Linked DNA regions of Homo sapiens: region 1 is linked to region 2. A link is a loop called in an ENCODE intact Hi-C map of the cell type or tissue named here. Cell type or tissue: endothelial cell of umbilical vein. All regions are shown on one strand. Links, peaks and the distances in the headings refer to the core of each region. The heading gives the core; the rest is flanking DNA. Region 1 holds the start of TMIE (transmembrane inner ear). Region 2 holds the start of PTPN23 (protein tyrosine phosphatase non-receptor type 23).

Region 1 (9,118 bases), core at 507-8,506, 680 kb after region 2:
ATGTGTCTCACCCACCAGACCCTGGCAGGAGGCTCAGCATCTTGACAAAACCCCTGTGGACCCTATGATGACCAAGGTGGCTTTCCTAAGCAGGGCTGACTTCATGCAGCTGCACAGGCCCCCGTGCTTGGAAGGGACCCTGGCTAAATTATGTCACCAGTCCTGGTCCTGAGGGTCTTTCTGACTAGACTGAGAGTCACTGGAGGGTAAGGCAGAGGTCTGCACCATGACTTAAGCCATAGCTTCCTGGGGGCCATCCAGCACTTCCAACCCAGGCCTCCGGGTGTGCAACTTAGCTTCTCCTTCCCACACCACTGAGAGCTAGGCCAAAGTTGCCTCAGTCATGAGAGGACGTGGCTCTGCATGTCCTCCTCAGCCTCCCTGAGGACATCCCTGGGCTCTCCCTGGCTAGGGCGGGAGCCCATGAGAGGGCACAGACCCTGCCCTGAGGCATTCACCTCAGACGGAGTTATTTCAGGAGTGGTTTTCCGGCTGAGGGCAGCTGCACCCACGCCAGTTGGGCCAGGTCATGGAGCTGGCCTGTCTAGGGATGGGTAGGGCAGGTTAGGGCTGCCAGGACCTGGCTGGACTGAGTTTATTTTCCTAAGGCCCCCACAGCCTGACCACCTTGGCCCCAGCCCTAGAGGAGGGGATGGAGCTGGTTCCTATTATAAATCAGATGACCAGACATAACTTCCTGGCAGACTCCTGGGGGCAGAAGGGCCCACGGAGGATTAACCAGGTCTATTTTGGGGAAGATGGATCAGATCTATGTAGCCTGGACTGGAGTACCTTCTGGGGTCATTTTATGCAACCAAGTCAGAACCCCTTCAGACAAATATTGTGGTCCTACTAGGTCTCACCCAGGCTCAGAATAAAAGAAAAAAATCAATGAATGAATGAATGGGATGATCTCAAAGCCTTTGCTGTTGGGAACAGGACTGGACTAGAGTGAATGAATTGGGGAGCCAATAGCATCCAGGCATACACTTGGAGGAGGGTGCTGCACAAGGGCCCCAGCTATAGATCCGACTGTCCAGGGGTGGACCTGAGCAGACAGCAGGCCTTATCCAAGAAGCTGGGTCCTGGATTTCTCCAGAACCTGTGTTCATGCCTGAGACTCGAAGTTGGTACCCAATCCTAACCCTCCCGGCTTAGGCCACCTCTTCTAGCCACCCCACCAGGAACCTCCTTGGGACTATGCCCACTCAGGCTCCATGCAGGCTGGTCCCAGGCCCCGGGAGGCTGGGGCTTCCTAAGGAGCTCAGTGGGCCACTGACGGCAGCCAGAGCCGGGCTCAAACACCACCCCTCACTTCAGGCCTGCCCCGCACAGCCTGGCCTGTTTGCTTCTCTTCAAAGAAGGGGAGATGCAAAGAGCTTTGGGTCAAGTTCCAGGGCCCAGGCAGGGGCTTGGGATATAAGTCCCTGGGGCTGGAGGAGACCTCCAGGGGCACCCCATCTAGCCCCAGCCCCTTTTCCTGCAGGGCTTTGGGGGTGATGCTCCAATAACAGCCCAGGCAGACTGGGAAGCAGGAAAAATGTTTCCCCCCAGGAGAGGGAGCTGTGTTGCCCCCACTGCCTAGATCCGGCAATGGAAGGTAACAAGTGCTGCCTGCTGCTCAGGTGTCTTGGGACTATCCTTTACCCTTTCTAGGAAATGGGGTTAGAGATGGTCTGTGTGGTTGATGTCCAAGTGCCGCTTGGGGTCTGACACTGCAATTTTCTCATGTGGCCCCAGGCACCTTTGTTGTGTCTTGAGGCCCACAGTGCTCTCCCTGCTGCTCCGTAGACCTGCATCCTAGGCTGTGCCTGTGGCTCCTGTAGGGCAGATGACCCCCGAGCCCTGCAGCGGGCTGTTTCCCTCTCTGGACACCTGGCTGAGGCTGCAGGCACACCTATCTGTCTGTGGGGCCTCCACAAAGATGCCTGACTGGTTCTCAGCCTCGGCTGGGAACAAAGCACAGGCTCTTGCTCAGATGGGGGGCGGGGATTTTCTGCAGGGCAGATATTTTCTCTTGGGACAGCACTTCTGGTGCCAGGAGAAGCACGTGCAAATCAGATGTCACGTCTTCCTTGGAGCCCCTCACATCTGGGTGGGCTCTCTGTGGGCCACCCAGCTCTCTGGGGCACCTCATCCCGGGACAGCTCCGGCTGGGACGAAGTGCAGCTTTTGCCTCCCCACCCAGGGTGCACTCAGCAAATGTCCAGTTGGGTTCATCTGAGACCCTGCGTGAGGCTGCATTTCCTCCAGCCTCTGCTCACATCCCCTCTCCCGGAATGCCTTTCCAGCCTTCCCTCCTGCAAAACCCCACCTACCCTCCCACCGGTCTGCAGCTCAGAGGACCCTCCTCCTCAGAGGACCCTCCTCTGTGATGCCTTTGCAGGGGAGTGGGCTGCTTCTCCCTTTACCTCCTACATTCCCCCCCACTCTGCTTTTGCCTCGTGGGAACCTCTGTCAGACTGCTTTGTGCCATGGCAGCCTCCCCACTTGGCCTCTGTCTCCTGTGCCTTTCTGTCCCCTTCCCCAACTCCAGACCTCCATTCTGAGGGGAGGGCTAAGGGGAGCCGGCCAAGCCCATTTCTGCTGCGACTTTGCATCAAGAAGCTCCCAGAGCCCAGGAGAGGAATGGGTTTCCTGCTTTTAATTGAGGCGGGTGTGAGTCACTCCCGGAAAATGGTATTTGACAAGGCAGGGATTGAAGCCTGGGAGCCACATCTGCTGGGTGTCTGGGGAGCCTCTAGTGGAGGATGGCCTTGCTGGGGCCCCTGGGTGTGGGCCTTTAAGCTGGCCAAACTGCAGGAAAAGCATCAGGAGGCCAGCCATAGGGAAAAATGACACGTCCTCGTCCCAGTCCTTGGTTCAGTGGAGTTCCCTGTAATTACCATAATTGCCATGTGGCTACCTCCCTGGGTCCTGCAGAATACTTCAGGTCACCACCGGCCTGTCAGCCCTCCACGGGGAGTTTGTGTGGATCAGGAGGTGCCAGAAACCACCGCGGGTCTCCTGCGGGTGCCTGGCCTACTTGCACTGCCCGGAATTGCTGCTCTGAGCCCTCTGGGGGGCAGGGGGTGCTGTGTTCCCACTGCAGTGTGGTGGAGAGGGAAGGGAACAGCTACTCACTGATGGACAACACGAAGAGCGAAAAGATGCCCACCACGTGCCACAGGCGCATGTCCCAGAACACCACTGTCTCCTTGGTCAGCGGAGGCGGCTTGGGCTTGGGTGGGGCCGTGCTGGGCTGTGGGTCAGGAGAGAGGGGAGTGAGTTAGGCAGAGGCCAGCTGGCTGGAACCAGCTGAGAAGGGCCCAGGTCTCAGCAAACACTCAGCCCAAGCATATCAGAATCTCCTAGAATCAACTCTCTTAAGCATGCACTACCAACACCCTAGACCTTGGAAAGTTCCAGATTTAGAGCAAGAGAACTGAGCAGAGCCAGGTACTTGAAGTGGGAGGGTGGTTGATGCTTGGGGAAACCAAGGCCTGGAGGAGCAAATGTGGATGGCTTGTCCTGGCCAGGTTCAAGGCCCCTATGAACACACCCTCCTACTCCAGTCCTGGGCTCCACCCAGGCAGATGGGGTCTCAGGACCAAGGCCAGAGACAAGGCGAGGCCTGGGGGGTGCTGGCTAACTGGCTTTGCTCTCACATCTCCCCAGTGAGGGTGGGGTGTGGAGCTAGGAGTCTGGGCCACATAGTTCTGCCAGCTGGCCTGGACCCCTGCCAGGTGGCCTCCTTTGGTCGCCTACCCTACTAGGAGTCACTCTGAACAGAAGACTCTCCCAGAGTGTCCACAGGACAGGCACTGGATAAATAAAAGGTCTGCAGTGCTGTGGCGACACCTGGAGGCCAAAAGGCAGAAGTGCGGCTGTAGCAAGCCTGAATAGAGCACAGCCAGACACTCCCACTTTCCAGGTGGACATGACCCTGCCCTGGGGGACTGAGGGGATAGGACACTGCCCCAGGGTCTAGAGGACACAGTCCTGCCCCAGTTCTGAGAGGACATGGCCTCATCCTGGATATCTAAGGGACATGGCCCAGCCCCAGGTCTGAGAGGACACAGCCCTTCTCCTGGGTGTCTAGGGGACATAGTTCTGCCCAGGTCTGAGGGGAGACAACCCTGCTCCTGGCTGTCTAGGGACATGACCCTGGCCCTGGGTGTCTAGGGGACATGGTCCACCCTGGGTGTCTAGGGGACATGGTCCACCCTGGGTGTCTAGGGGACATGCTTCACCCTGGGTGTCTAGGGACATGACCCTGGCCCTGGGTGTCTAGGGGACATGGTCCTGCCCTGGGTGTCTAGGGGACATGGTCCACCCTGGGTGTCTAGTGGACGTGCTTCACCCTGGGTGTCTAGGGACATGACCCTGGCCCTGGGTGTCTAGGGGACATGGTCCACCCTGGGTGTCTAGGGGACATGGTCCACCCTGGGTGTCTAGGGACATGATCCTGCCCTGGGCGTCTAGGGGACATGGTCCTGCCCTGGGCGTCTAGGGGACACGGTCCTGCCCTGGGCGTCTAGGGGACACGGTCCTGCCCTGGGCATCTAGGGACATGGTCCTGCCCTGGGTGTCTAGGGGACATGGTCCTGCCCTGGGTGTCTAGGCGACATGGTCCACCCTGGGTCTCTAGGGGACATAGTCCACCCTGAGTGTCTAGGGACATGGTCCACCTTGGGTGTCTAGGGGACATGTTCCTGCCCTGGGTGTCTAGGGACATGGTCCTGCCCTGGGTGTCTAGGGACATGGTCCTGCCCTGGGTGTCTAGGGGACATGGTCCACCCTGGGTGTCTAGGGACATGGTCCGCCCTGGGTGTCTAGGGGATATGCTTCACCCTGGGTGTCTAGGGACATGGTCCACCCTGGGTGTCTAGGGGACACGGTCCTGCCCTGGGTGTCTAGAGGACACAGCTCTACCCTGGGTGTCTAGGGGACACAGTCCTGCCTAGGTCTGAAGGGACATGGACCCACACTGTAGAATTTGAGTAAGATCTGTCCCTGACCAGAGATGGATATGACCCCATGTCTGTCACTTAGTGTGGCTGAGGGACAGGGAGAGGGGTCTGTCCTCTGAGGGAGAGAGAACCCTGGGGCATATGAGCGAGATGTTGTGCACTGATTACTAAATAAGGACAGACACGAGAAGTCCCTTCTGGTTCTCTGAGAAGAAAGGCAACCTGTAGTTCGACCATCCAGCCCTTCTTCCCCCAGGTCCGTAAACATGGATTAGGCATCTGTCATGAGCCAGGCGCTTCTTCATCTAGTGAATGCCACCCTTCAGCGTGGGTTGCAGAACTCAAGAGAGGATCAGCAACCTGTCCCAGGTAACCCAGAGGATCTGTGGGCTGGGATTGGTACCTGATTCTCAGGCTCTTTTCTCCCTGCCAGGGTGAGCTATTGACAAGAAGACACCATTCCTCAGTACTTTCCCCTGGATATATGTGTGGGGTCAGACATGTACATAAAGTTGGGGAACATGTGTGAGGTTGGGCACATGTGTGGTTGGCATGCATGTGGGTGTGGTCAGGGACATGTCTGTGCCATTAGGGTTAGGGCCCTGATGGTGGCAGCTGCCCTAATTCTAAGGCTCAATGTGTTGGCCCGGCTGGTTGTATGACTGGAAGACTCTGAGGGCCATGGCAAAGTTCTCAGGTTCTGAGCCAAGGCAGCTCACTTCCTACACATTCTTGCCCCAGCCCTGATGTGGGTGGAGCTGGGCCTACTCTTACTGATAGGGGTCTTGGGTGGACGGCAGCAGATGACAGCTGGTCTTCTCCTCATGTTGGGCCCTGCTGGGGTCTGATTTCTGGAGCATGGAGGTCCCCACCTCCTTCAGAGCCTCACGGGCTGATGGAGGGTGATGGTGACCCACACAGGGCTAAGGTGGGTGGTGACATGGCCCCCAGCCCTGCCCATGTCTTTGGTGCTTCCGTGAGGGAAGAGCTAAGGCCTTGCTCAGACTGTAGGCAGATGTCAGGCAGATGGCCTCCAAATGCAATTTCCCTAGAACTGGGAAAAGATGAGTTCCTGGGGGTGAGGGAGAAGAGTCCTTGGCTGAGAACTGACTTAACCCCCACCCCCAGCTTTCTGTCTGCACCTAGGCCAGCTCAGTTTCTGTACCCAGGCCTCAGGGCAGCCTGTGAGGGGCCCAAGTACGCCTCACAGGGCTCAAGCCAGCATAGCTCCCCTTACAGGGACACTGGAGCTGACACCTGACTCTAGCCCAGCCTTGTGGTCATGCCCTCTGGGCAACAGCAGGGACAGGCTACATCTGGGTCCAGGGCTCTGTCCCTATGTCCCCATCAAACCCTCCAGTTCAGGGCTGTGTCCCCCCATAACAACTTCCCCATGGCTCTGTCCTCTCTATCCCACACTGTCCCCAAGCCCCCACCCCTCAGGACTTCCCTGGGCACCTCTCACTGCCTCTTGCATTTCTGTTTTCCTGCTCCCTCTGGTCCGCCCCTGCCTGCACAGCCTCCATCCCCTGCTCCTCCCTGGCCCTGGCTCCTGGGCCTTCTCCCTCTGGCCTCACAATTCAGAACTCTAGGTCTGGTCTGCCAGCTCCCTCGTTGGCTCCCCTTTCAGGCTCCGCAGGAGTGGGGTACAAGGGGGTTAGGGAGGCTACAGATGGCCCCACCCTTCCTGGCCCCAGCCAGGCTCTCCACCAGGGCTCTCCCCCAGCTTCTGTGCTATCTCAGCAGCTCCTCCCACCTCTCCCACTGTGTGCCTGCTCCCAATTTACCCTCCTTCCAAACCAGAACTCATCATGACTTGTCCCTGAGCAGAAACCTTCTAAAGCTCCCGGTTATCACCAGGACCAAGTCAGACTTCCCAGTCCCTAGGTCCTGCCCTGCCTGCCCCTCTGGACCTAGTGCTCCACATAGCTTCTCTGTAAAGGGTCTCCTCATCCTGCTGCCCCCACCCTCCAACTTGGAATGCCCTCGTCTCCATCTTAAGGCTATGTCTCCCCCTCCATTAGACAGGGGTCCCTGGAACATCTCTGGAGATAGAGGCTGTTGCCTCCAGAAGACCCTAAATTCAGGGTCTGTTCCATCAGACTAGAGGTCCAGGAAACCCAGGGCTGTGCACCTCCCTGCCAGTGAGACCAAAGGCTGGAGGATGGGGGCCCAGTATCCCCCATCAGTCTGGGCAGGGCTGTGTCCCCAAGTCAGGCTGGGAATCCCTAAGGTCAAGGTGAGTCTCCCCCGTCAGACTAATGTTCCAGAAATCGGGTACTGTGCCCTTCCATCAGACCAGGGACCCTAAGAGTGGGGCTGAGTCTCTCTCACAGCCTGGCAGGGCTTGGGGCAGGGCTGCATCGCCCGGGAGACTGGATCTCTCAGGGCAAGAGTAAGGGATCAAACAAGCTCCGGATCAAAAAGGCGTCCCCTCTCCCCCAGCCCCCTGCCTGGAGGGTGACAGCCTCCCCAGTCCCTCCGTGCCGCGGCCTCACCTCCACCAGCTGCCCGGCAACCCCCGCGAGGCACACCCCGAGTGCGGCGCCGCCCAGCACGCAGAGGGGACCCGCGCCCGGCCACCCCGCCATCTTCGTGCCACCGCGCCGCTTGCGGAGCCCAGGGACGAACGGGCCGGCCGCCGGTCACTGCCCCTGCCAGCCGGCGCTCGGTGGCCACGGGCTTTGGCCACGGGTAGTCAGCGAGCATCATTTATTCATCCTCGGTGTCAGGTTCCCGCGCCGCCCGCCCCCGCCATCGCTGCGGTGGAGGGCCCGCCCCCTCCTTCCCGGGAGATCGGGCCGCAGGCTCCCCCTCCCTGCCCCCACCTTCCGCATCCCCAGGGACACTGAGGTGGGGGTGGGCGGGAGGGAGGACAGGCTGGGGCCAGGTCCCTAATCAACAGGTCCCCCTCCCTTCTGCAAATGGGCCTCAGTTTCTCCATCTGGGACAAGGGGGTGGGACTGGAATCTGCTGATCTAGGAGGCCCTTCCCATTCTGTCATGCTGGATTTGAAAAATATACTGGATTTGAGTTTGGGGGGGGGGCAGAGCGGGCAGGTTGCCATGGTGACAGGCGCTCAGGGATGTCCTGGGCTTTCTGGCTTGGCTTCCTGCCCAGAGGCGGCTCTGGTCACCCTGGACACCAGAGCTGGAGAGCAGGGGATGGTATGGTCAGAGCTGCCAGCCGGCAGTGTTATGGAGGGTTCCAGAAGAAGCCAGCATCTTCAGCCCCACAGGACAGAAGTGGGCTGTCCCTGGAAGGGCTGGAGGACCATTTTCTGACCCTGGCTGCCCTCAATCTCTGCCCCAGCCTGAACACTGACTCTGACTTCAGTCTAAGCCAGGACCCTGACCTCATGCTGAAGTTGACCCACACTGCACTCTGGCCCTGACCCCATGTTGAGCCTTGACAACTGAGGGACAGAGGGAGGTTCTGAGGAGATGTAGAGACCTGGGTGGGGGCTGAAGACTTAGGAAGAGGAGTGGGGAGGCCTGGAGTTGGTAGACTCCCCTTCCCTCCTTTTCTTCCTTCCTTCTATTCTTATTTATCTCCTGCTGCTGAGTGTTAGGAGAAGCAGCCCAGGTGTTGGGCCCCTGGAACCCTTATCACCAGGGGCACTGGTGAAGGCCTGCGCAGGCTGGGGATGGCCCAGCAAGGCCTGCCCTGAGAACCAGGGAGACCCTGTGGCTCCAGAGCCCTGTGAGGTTCTGGCCTGGACATGCCATGAATGGGCAAGGACCACAGCAGGCTGCAGCAGGGAGCGGAGGGCCACCTGCGGTCACCTGCCAGTGTCAGGGCCCGGAGATGACAGCCAGGCAGGAAAACGAGAGCTGTTGGAGAAGGACTGCAGCCCAGGAGACCCATCGAGGAAACGCTCAACAGTGGGAGGTAAAGTCTGGGGACTGAGTGGGCTGGGCCACCCAGTCCTCCCCAGGCATGCCCTGGCCAGGCAAACAGGAACTCTGCTAAAATCCAAATCACTTGTTGCAGCACTCCAATCCCCACTTCCTCATGCTGCTGGTCACAGGCCAGGCTAGGGAAAGCCACACTGACCAGTCAGGGAGGTCACCCTCGGGACATGGGGTCAGGGAGGCTGGACAGGGTGAGGACTAAGTGAGCCTGTCAGTAATGCACTGAGCAAAGCATTACTCCTCTGTTTCTGT
Region 2 (9,118 bases), core at 341-8,340:
AGAAGCTGAAAGTTCTCATAGGAGAGGACTGGGGAGTGAAGTTAGAGAGACAGGCTGAAGCAAGCTGGGGACAGGCCATGAGCAGCCTGATGGGAAAGTAGAGATTTAGAGATCAACTCAGCCAGAGTGGGAGGATGGGAGATGAAGAGAAGCCAAGTGACAGGCAGGGTGGCTACCAGCCAGATGTACACCTGCACTTGAGGATGAGGGTTACTGTGTAGATTACTAGGAGGTAAGTTTCATGAAGACAGGGTTTTGTGGTGTTTTTTTGGAGACAGGGTCTCACTCTGTCGCCCTGACTAGAGTACAGTGGTGTGATCTTGGCTCACTGTAACATCCACCTCTGGGTTCAAGTGATCCTCCCACCTCAGCCTCCTAAGTAGCTGGGCCTACAAGGCACGCACCACCATGCCCAGCTAATTTTTGTATTTTTAGTAGAGATGGGGTTTCATCATATTGGCCAGGCTGGTCTCAAACTCCTGGACTCAAGCAATCCACCTGCCTCAGCCTCCCAAAGTGCTGGGATTACAGGTTAGAACCACTGCTCCCAGCCAAGACACAGGTTTTTGTCACCACTGTACCCAGGGCTGGCACATGACAGGCACTCAATAACTATTTGTTCAATGAATGAATCAGGGATGAACGTAACAGCTCAGTCCAAGTAAGCTGGACTTGAGCTCAAGTACAGCTGGTTAAGGGCAAGTGTTTGGGCCAGAAAGAATAAAGAACTTCAAACAGAAATACCTGAGGCCAAATCACTCACTGATAAAGAGGACAAGAGTCATCCATCATCAGTTTCCAGTGAATCAGCACTCTGGCCTCCAAAGCACAAGTTAAGAAGATGCAAGGCCAGCAGCATTTCCCCACTAAAAAATTACGTGGGTCTGGCTGGGTGTGGCGGCTCATACCTGTAATCCCAGCACTTTGGGAGGCCGAGGCAGGCAGATCACCTGAGGTCGGGGGTTCAAGACCAGCCTGACTAACATGGAGAAACCCCGTCTCTACTAAAAATACAAAATTAGCCAGGCGTGGTGGCACATGCCTGTAATCCTAGCTACTTGGGAGGCTGAGGCAGGAGAATCGCTTGAACCCGGGAGGCAGAGGTTGTGGTGAGCCAAGATGGTGCCATTGCACTCCAGCCTGGGCAACGAAAGCAAAACTCCATCTAAAAAAAAAAAAAAATTCACACGGGTCCAATATCCTAACCTAAAGTTTGCCACTGCAGTTCAAAACCATCCTGTTTTTCTGGCTTCTATTTCACATTATGCCATAATGGAAGGCTTGTCTACTGGGAGTGAAAATCAATACTAGCCACCATGAAAGATTTGTCAAAAGCCCAGCCCTCTCAAACAACGAACCCCTTTACCTGTCTGGAAAACTCCTATTCATCCTTTAAAATCCATCTCTGGCAAGCCTTCCCTGATGGCCCCTCCTCAGGCTGGTATTTCTATACACTGCAAATACTTCTACTCTTTTTTTTTTTTTTTTTTTTGAGACAGTCTCGCTCTATCACCCAGGCTGGAGTGCAGTGGCACGATCCTGGCTCACTGCAAGCTCCGCCTCCCAGGTTCACGCCATTCTCCTGCCTCAGCCTCCCGACTACAGGCACCCGCCACTATGCCTGGCTAATTTTTTGTATTTTTAGTAGAGATGGGGTTTCACCGTGTTAGCCAGGATGGTCTTGATCTCCTGACCTCGTGATCTGCCCGCCTCGGCCTCCCAAAGTGCTGGGATTACAGGCGTGAGCCACCGCACCCGGCCTACAAATACTTCTACTCTTAATGTCATCACTATAATTTTTAAATTTCCTTTATGAATTCCTTGAAAAAAAAAAAAGGCTGTCTCTTACTTGTCTGCTTATCAAGGTTCAGCATAGTACTTAACCAGTTGATGTAAACAGAACCAATTTTCACCCTTCTATTCTAAATTAAATTCTAACCCTCAGCTCCAATTCACTGGCAGAGGTTCCCACAGCTCAGAGCAAGCATAAAGCAGGACAAGGGTGCCAGTGGCAGAAGGCAGAGAAGGGGCTCTGCAGTTGGGGAAGGGGGTGCAGGTTGGGAAGAGTCCCCAGGCTGCAGTGGTGTCTGCACAGTCTCCTCCAGTGTCTATAGGAGTAATTGTTTCATATCTGATACCACCTCGGGCTAAAGGGCTAATGAGCAACTCCTCTCCTGGAGGCCCAGGTGCATGGAGGGAAGTCACTGGTCACACAATACCCTTTGGGTCGGTGTGAATCGTCAGAGCAGCAAAGGCTAAGTTCAAACAAAAATACTTCCTAGGAGTTTCTGGGCCAAGATTTTATCTACTGCATTCCCATATATTTATGGTCACCATCTCTAAATTTCCGCTCAGCTGTAATTCAATCATTTGAGAAATATTTTTCTGACTGCCAACTATGTAGAGGGTACACTGTTAGGCTCTGGGGAACACAGAGATGCTTCTCAGGTAACACACACTTGAACAGGGGGGTTAAAACACAGCATACATAACTGTCACCAGGGAAAGGATGAAAAGAGTTAAGGAATTAAGAGAAGAGAAAGATTAATCCAGGTAGAAAGATTAAGAAAGGCTCTGCAGAAAGGAGAGCTTAAGTAGACCTTGAAAGTTGGATGGGAGACAAGAAAATGGAATTCACGGAGATTGAAGAAGGGCACCTCACCACCCCACAGGGCAAAATGAGACCTCTTCTAGGCAGGAGGAATTCCATGACCAACGGCACAGAAGAGGAAACAGAGTATGGTAAGGAAACAGCAAGTGACTGAGAACAGAATCTAGGGTACCTCTATCAGATGCACACAGTAGATGAAGCACACAGTGGGGACTCAATAAATGCTGAAAGAAGTGGGATAAGTCTGGAAGAACTCTAATGGAAAACTAAAGATACTGGCTCTATTCCAAGACTCCGTCTCCAAAAAAAAGATACCGGATCTATTCTGTAAAACAGAAAACAGGAGTTTTGGCCAGGCGCGGTGGCTCATGCCTATAATCCCAGCACTTTGGGAGGCCAAGGTGGGTGGATCACGGGTCGGGAGATCGAGACTATCCTGGCTAACACGATGAAACCCCCTCTCCACTAAAAATACAAAAAATTAGGCAGGGGTGGTGGCGGGTGCCTGTAGTCCCAGCTACTTGGGAGGCTGAGGCAGGAGAATGGCGTGAACCCGGGAGGCGGAGCTTGCAGTGAGCTGAGATTGCGCCACTGCACTCCAGCCTGGGTGACAGAGTGAGACTCCGTCTCAAAAAAAAAAAAAAAAAAAAAAAAAAGAAAAGAAAAAGAAAACAGGAGTTCTGTTGTGTCTTAGAAAAATTCATCCAATTGTATTTGTATGAAACAGCAGATGAAGGCCTGTAATCCCAGCACTTTGGGAGGCCGAGGCAAGCGGATCACCTGATGTCAGGAGTTCGAGACCAGTCTGACCAACATGGCAAAACCCCATCTCTAATAAAAATACAAAATTAGCCGGGCATGGTGGCGCATGCCTGTAATTCCAGCTACTTGGAAGGCTGAGGCAGGAGAATCGCTTAAACCCGGGAGGCTGACGTTGCGGTGAGCCGAGATCGTGCCATTGCACTCCAGCCTGGGCAACAAGAGCGAAACTCCGTCTCAAAAAAAAAAAAAAAGGTAGGAAAAAGAAACAGCAGATGAAGAAGAGAGCAACGTCTGGATAACCGTTAACAAAATTCTAGAATTTTGGATCAATTACCCTCATTTCCTGGCCCCAAGAGGCTAGATGATGGACTCAAACACTGTCTGAACTAAGGCAATGGTGTATGGCGATTAGAGGGGAGACAGCTTCTTGGGAAACTACTTCCAAACCCATTTTCTTTTTCCTATTTGTCTTCCCAAGCGTCTCGCTAAGTGGTGCACCATCTAGATTGGGGCTTACTCTGGCATCTGCTGTGCTAAGCCCACAAGGCCCCCCACCTGCGACGGCCTCCTGGTTGTTCCTTTTCATTTCTGCTCTAGCCCTCAGTGCTACCAATACAGCGGATGTCTCGGAGGGCACCTGTGTTCAATCACCACACCTGAACCTCTCCACAGAAGTTCCTTGCCTTAGTCAACGCCAAACCTGCCCGTCTGTTCTTCCAACACAGTAAGATTTCTCTGAGCTCTACAACACTGTTTATGCCCTCCAGTCGGTTACGAAAAGCAGTAACCCTCCTAAAAATGTCGTGGGATTGTATTGTTTGGTCCAAAGAGACTCCCGAATGGGAGACCATACAGAATCGCAGCAATTGTAAAACAAACCCTCACCGCAGGGGTCGGGCATCTCCCTGGGCCACCGGGGCTCACGTCTTAAACACACGCCCCTGAGCCATCCCCAGTGTCTGTCCCAGGCGGGCGTGGACTTGACAGCGCACCGAGGGCCGGGCGCAGCAAAAGAATCCGCACGGTCAGGGCCGCCCACCGCTCCCGCGCGGGGCGGTCCTGGCATGGAGGAGGGGCGGGGCAGAACTGGGTCCGAGCGTCAGAAGGAGGAAGTGTGCTGCCTCAGTGGGAACAGCGGATGACTCGGGGCAGAAGTCGGGAACCGGGTTCAGATGAAGATGCAGGTGCTAGCACGGGGCTATCGGGGAGGAGAAGAATGGCCTGCGGGCGCCGGGGTGTGGGACAGGCTGAGGAAAACCGGCGAAGGCCCCTCCTGGCCTCACCGGACCCTGCGACCGGGCCTGAGGAGGTGATGGGCGCGCAGGGGGGCGTCACGCGCTTGCAGACGACGGAGATACGCGGCGGATAGGGGGGAAGATGGAAGGCAAGCTCACCTTCTTCACAGCTGGCTGGAAGTGAAAGTCACCGGCCTCCTTCAGGTCCAGCCAGATCATGGGCATGCGGGGCACGGCCTCCATGGCGGCTGGCACCCGCCGGCCACCCGGCCACTCCCGTAGCTGCTGCAGCTGCTGGCTCAGCCACGAGCCCAGCCCCGCCCCTTCGTGCCGGAAGTCACTGGTCACGGGAGGGAATGAAAAATGCCAGCGGCCTGCCGGGAGTTGCAGTGAACCCAGCCACCCGCTCGCGTAGTCTTTTGCGCAGGCGCTGTCCCTGTTGCGCATGCTCAGTCTTCTTCGCGCGGAGGGAGTAGGGCGGGGAGGAGCTCGCCAGCCCGAGGCGAAACGGCTTCTGGGATAGTAGTCTTCATCCACTAAACTGAGAGGCGCGGAGCGAGCTTATTCCCCGCTCCCGGGCCAAGCCCAGCTGCGGGTCCCGCCCGCCGCGCTCCTCCCTCCTAGGAAGAGCATGAGACCTCACCTATGAACTTGCCCTCCCACGTATTGTCAAGAGCCGTGGAGGACTGGTGCTGTGGTAGAGATGACGTGGCGGGCGGGCCGCTGGAAAGAGATGACGCGAAAACGGGCCTTAGAGAGGGTGCGGAGGGAGCACCTGGCCTGAAGGAGTCGGGGCTGAGAGCTGGGGGTTTCAGTCCCAGTGCTGCGAAGGCTTTCGAGCTTTGGAACAGAATCACTGACCGGAGACTGGCCTACTCAGCCCAGCCTGGGAGGCCGGGCAGTGCCCAAGGGAGACGGACGATAGGGAGGGAGCGCCTGGATGGAGGGTCTCAAGCGGAGTGAGGAGGCCCCGGGCCCTGTGGGGAAGTGGGTGGGGGAAGGTATACGGCCAGGTGAGCACCCAGGGACGCCCACAGTATCTGGAAGGAGACCACGGAATGGAGAGCACCTGTTGCCTCTGGAGAGGGGACCTATAGAGCAGGAATTGTTAAATCATATGGCTGTATCACCTACTTTTAGAAATAAATAATAGGCTACTCGGGAGGCTGAGGCTGGAGGTTCAATCGCTTGACCTGGGAGGCGGAGATTGCGGTGAGCCTAGATCTTGCCACTGCTCTCCAGCCTGAGCGACAGAGCGAGACTCCGTCTCAAAATAATAATAGTAACAATAGAAATAACAGAGAATGGCCTGGAGATAGTGAGTGCAAAAGTGCGAGCTGGGAGATCAGTGAGCCTTTTGTAGTCTTCCAGGAGACAGGTGATTGTGGCTTGGAGCAGAGGGAAGTAAAAAGTGAGCAAAGAAATATTTTGCCCACTTTGAGAAATATTTGAGGAATATTTTGGAGACAAAAGTATCAGAACTTGGAATGGATGGATGTAAGGGCATGAGGACGTCGAATATGATTTCCAAGCTTCTGGCTTGTGCAGGTGGGTGGCTGTGGGGCTGTTTACTGATAAGGGAAAACAAGGGAAGAGCAAAGGTTCAGGTCCGTGTTAAGCTCGAGGTCAAGGCCTTTGACTCGTTCTGGATGAAATGTGGAGACCACGATGCCGGGTGCGGTGGTTCACGCTTGTAATCCCATCACTTTGGGAGGCCGAGGCGGGCGGATCGCTTAAGCCCGGGAGTTCAAGACCAGCCTAGCCCACATGGCCAAACCCCGTCCCTACAAAAAATATAAAAATTAGCAGGACATGGTGGCTCATGTACGCCTGTAGTCCCAGCTACTCAGGAGGCTGAGGCGGGAGGAACCTTGAGCCCGGGAGGCAGAGGTTGCAGTGAGCCGTGATTGTGCCATTGTACTCCAGCCTGGGCGACAAAAGTGAAACCATGTGTTAAAAAAAAAAAAAAGAAAAGAAAAAGAAAAATTATGGAGACCGTGGGATGTGGGTGGGATCTGGGATTCTAAGACAGGCTTCACCCACAAGGTAGAGCCCAGGTCCCTTTGTTGTGAGACCTCAAACCCTTTCAAGACTTAGTCAAGGGCCTAGCTTCATTCCAGTTGGAGTTAGAGCAGAAGAAAATGAAATTACATGAATGTTCATAGCAGTACCATTTCACAGTAGCCAAAAGAGAAGCAATCCATGCAGTGATGGATGGATGCATGAATAAAGATGATGTGTGTACATACAATGGAATATTATTCAGCCTTAAAAAGGAATGAAATTCTGTTACATGCTGCAACATGAATGAACCCTGAAGACATTATGCTAAGTGAAATAAGCCAGTTGCAAAAGGACAAATACTGTATTCTGCTTATCTGAGATACCTAGTTAGTCAGAGTTATGGAGACAGAAAGTAGAATGGTGTCTGTTGGGCTAGGGGAGGGGAGAATGGAGAGTTACTGTTTAATGGCTGTATAACAATCTGAACAATTTAATGCCACTGAACTGTATGCTTGAAATTGTAAACTTTGTGGCTGGGCACGGTAGCTCACACCTGTAATTCCAGCACTTTGGGAGGCCAAGGCGAGTGGATCGCCTGATTTGGGAGTTCAAGACCAGCCTGACCAACAGGGAGAAACCCCATCTCTACTAAAAATGCAAAATTAGCCGGGCCTGATGGTGCATGCCTGTAATCCCAGCTACTCGGGAGGCTGAGGCAGGAGAATCGCTGAACCCGGGAAGCGGAGGTCGCGGTGAGCCAAGATTTGTGCCATTGCACTCCAGCCTGGGCAACAAAGAGCGAAACTCTGTCTCAAAAAAAAAAAAGAAAAATTGTAAACTTTGTTAGGTATATTTTACCACAGTTTAAAAAAAATAAAATATAAGACCTTGCAAATAATTTATTTAAAGAGAAAGAAAAATTTTGCCAGTTCTTCCAGCATCTTAGAAGAGCTTGTTTCTGGAAGACTTTTTTTTCTTTGAGACAGAGTCTTGCTCTGTTTGCCCAGGCCAGAGTGCAATGGTGTGATGTCGGCTCACTGCAGCCTTGGCCTCCTGAGCTCACTCAATTCTCCAACCTCAGCCTCCCTAGTGGCTGGAGTACAGGCGTGTGCCACCAGGCCTGGCTAATTTTTTCTTGTATTTTTTGTAGAGATGGGTTTTTGCCATGTTGCCCAGGCTGGTCTTGAACTCCTAGGCTCAAGCAATCTGCCTGTCTCAGCCTCCCAAAGTGCTGGGATTACAGACAAGAGCCACTGCGCCCAGCCTGGAAGACCATCTTGAGGTCACCTGGACAGAGATAGAGAAATTTTGGGCAAAGCTGGGCATGGTGGCTCACGCCTGTAATCCCAGCACTTTTGGAGGCCAAGGCGGGCGGATCACTTGAGGTCAGGAGTTCAAGACCAACCTGGCTAATATAGTGAAACTCCACCTCTACTAAAAATACAAAAATTAGCTGGGTGTGGTGGCGTGTGGCTGTAGTCCCAGCTACTAGGGAGGCTGAGGCAAGACAATCGCTTGAACCTGGGAGGTGGAGGTTGCAGTGAGCCAAGATTGCACGACTGCACTCCAGCCTGGGTGACAGAGCAAGACTCTGTCTCAAAACAAACACAAGAAAGAAAGTATGGGAAGGCCTACAACCTGCAAAACTGCCCGAACACAATTTGTAGTAAGTAAAATACAAAAGCATAAAGCAGCCTACCTTGGGGCTTTCTGATGGTGAGGCAGTGGTCAGCCATGAGGGAGCTGCAAGACCTAGGCACAACAGCTGAGTCCAGAGCAGGCTGGGAATTGGGAGACTACATCATAGCATTACTGAGCAAAGAAGCAGGCGGCTGCTTGGCCACAGGACACAGACAGCCCAGGACCCAAACTTGAGGCCAGCAAGGGGTCAGGATTAAGCTGTTGCAGTTCAGTATGGGCTGGAACAGGAAGTGAGAGAGGAAGGGGAGAAGTAGGAAGCCCTAAATTGGGCCTTGCAAGACAGAGAAGACCTATAGAGATGGGCATTCCAGGCAGGTGGAATTGCAGATGCAAGAGGGAGCTCTGGCGAGGCTCCAGGATTCAGGAGAGCTGGGCAGATGGGTCCCTATCTCATGAGCTTCCTACAGTGATAGCTTTGGCCCTACTGCCTTTCCTTCCCCTGGCCTCTACTCCCGAGGTGGAATGGGAACACCTTGTCCCCACATGGTGCTTCTGGAGTTGAACTACAACAAAAGAAATAAAGTATTCTGTGAGTTCCAGGGTGTATTCATTTGCTAGAGTGGCCATAGGAAAGTACCACATACTGAGTAGGTTAAGCAGAAATGTATTTCCTCACAGTTCTGGAGGCTAGAGGTCTGAGATAAGGTATTAGTAGAGTTGGTTTCTTCTGAGGCCTCTCTCTTTGGCTTGTTAATGGCCATCTTATCCCTGGGCCTGGTGACCCTGCCTTTAAACTCAGTCACATTCTGAGGTACTGGAGGTTAGGACTTCAAACATGAAATGAGGAGTAATGGAGGGGGCACAT

Evidence for each region. Peaks named below come from ENCODE experiments on the same cell type or tissue, not always from the same donor. Only the 100,000 strongest peaks of a DNase experiment are listed, where the experiment ranks them.
Region 1: it touches region 2 in a loop (5-fold over the local background); 16 of 110 quality-filtered maps call a loop at or near these places.

Annotation. Positions count from the first base shown.
Region 1 is chr3:46,699,913-46,709,030 of GRCh38, reverse strand. It overlaps TMIE (transmembrane inner ear), which reads right to left and starts at 7,639. Exons shown (of 4, transcript NM_147196.3): 1 at 7,451-7,639; 2 at 3,124-3,241. The coding sequence starts at 7,543. RefSeq lists an enhancer at 1,861-2,618. In endothelial cell of umbilical vein, for the core only: a CTCF peak has its summit at 3,846 (motif pointing left); a DNase peak (open chromatin) is centred at 3,810; H3K27me3 peaks cover 710 bases.
Region 2 is chr3:47,376,830-47,385,947 of GRCh38, reverse strand. It overlaps PTPN23 (protein tyrosine phosphatase non-receptor type 23), which reads right to left and starts at 4,927. Exons shown (of 25, transcript NM_015466.4): 1 at 4,768-4,927. The coding sequence starts at 4,851. It overlaps PTPN23-DT (PTPN23 divergent transcript), which reads left to right and starts at 4,456. Exons shown (of 1, transcript NR_185912.1): 1 at 4,456-6,856. RefSeq lists enhancers at 4,188-4,863, 4,905-5,124, 5,295-5,354, 4,864-5,541. In endothelial cell of umbilical vein, for the core only: no CTCF peak of the experiment used is centred there; DNase peaks (open chromatin) are centred at 4,437 and 5,037; H3K4me3 peaks cover 2,342 bases; H3K27ac peaks cover 1,952 bases.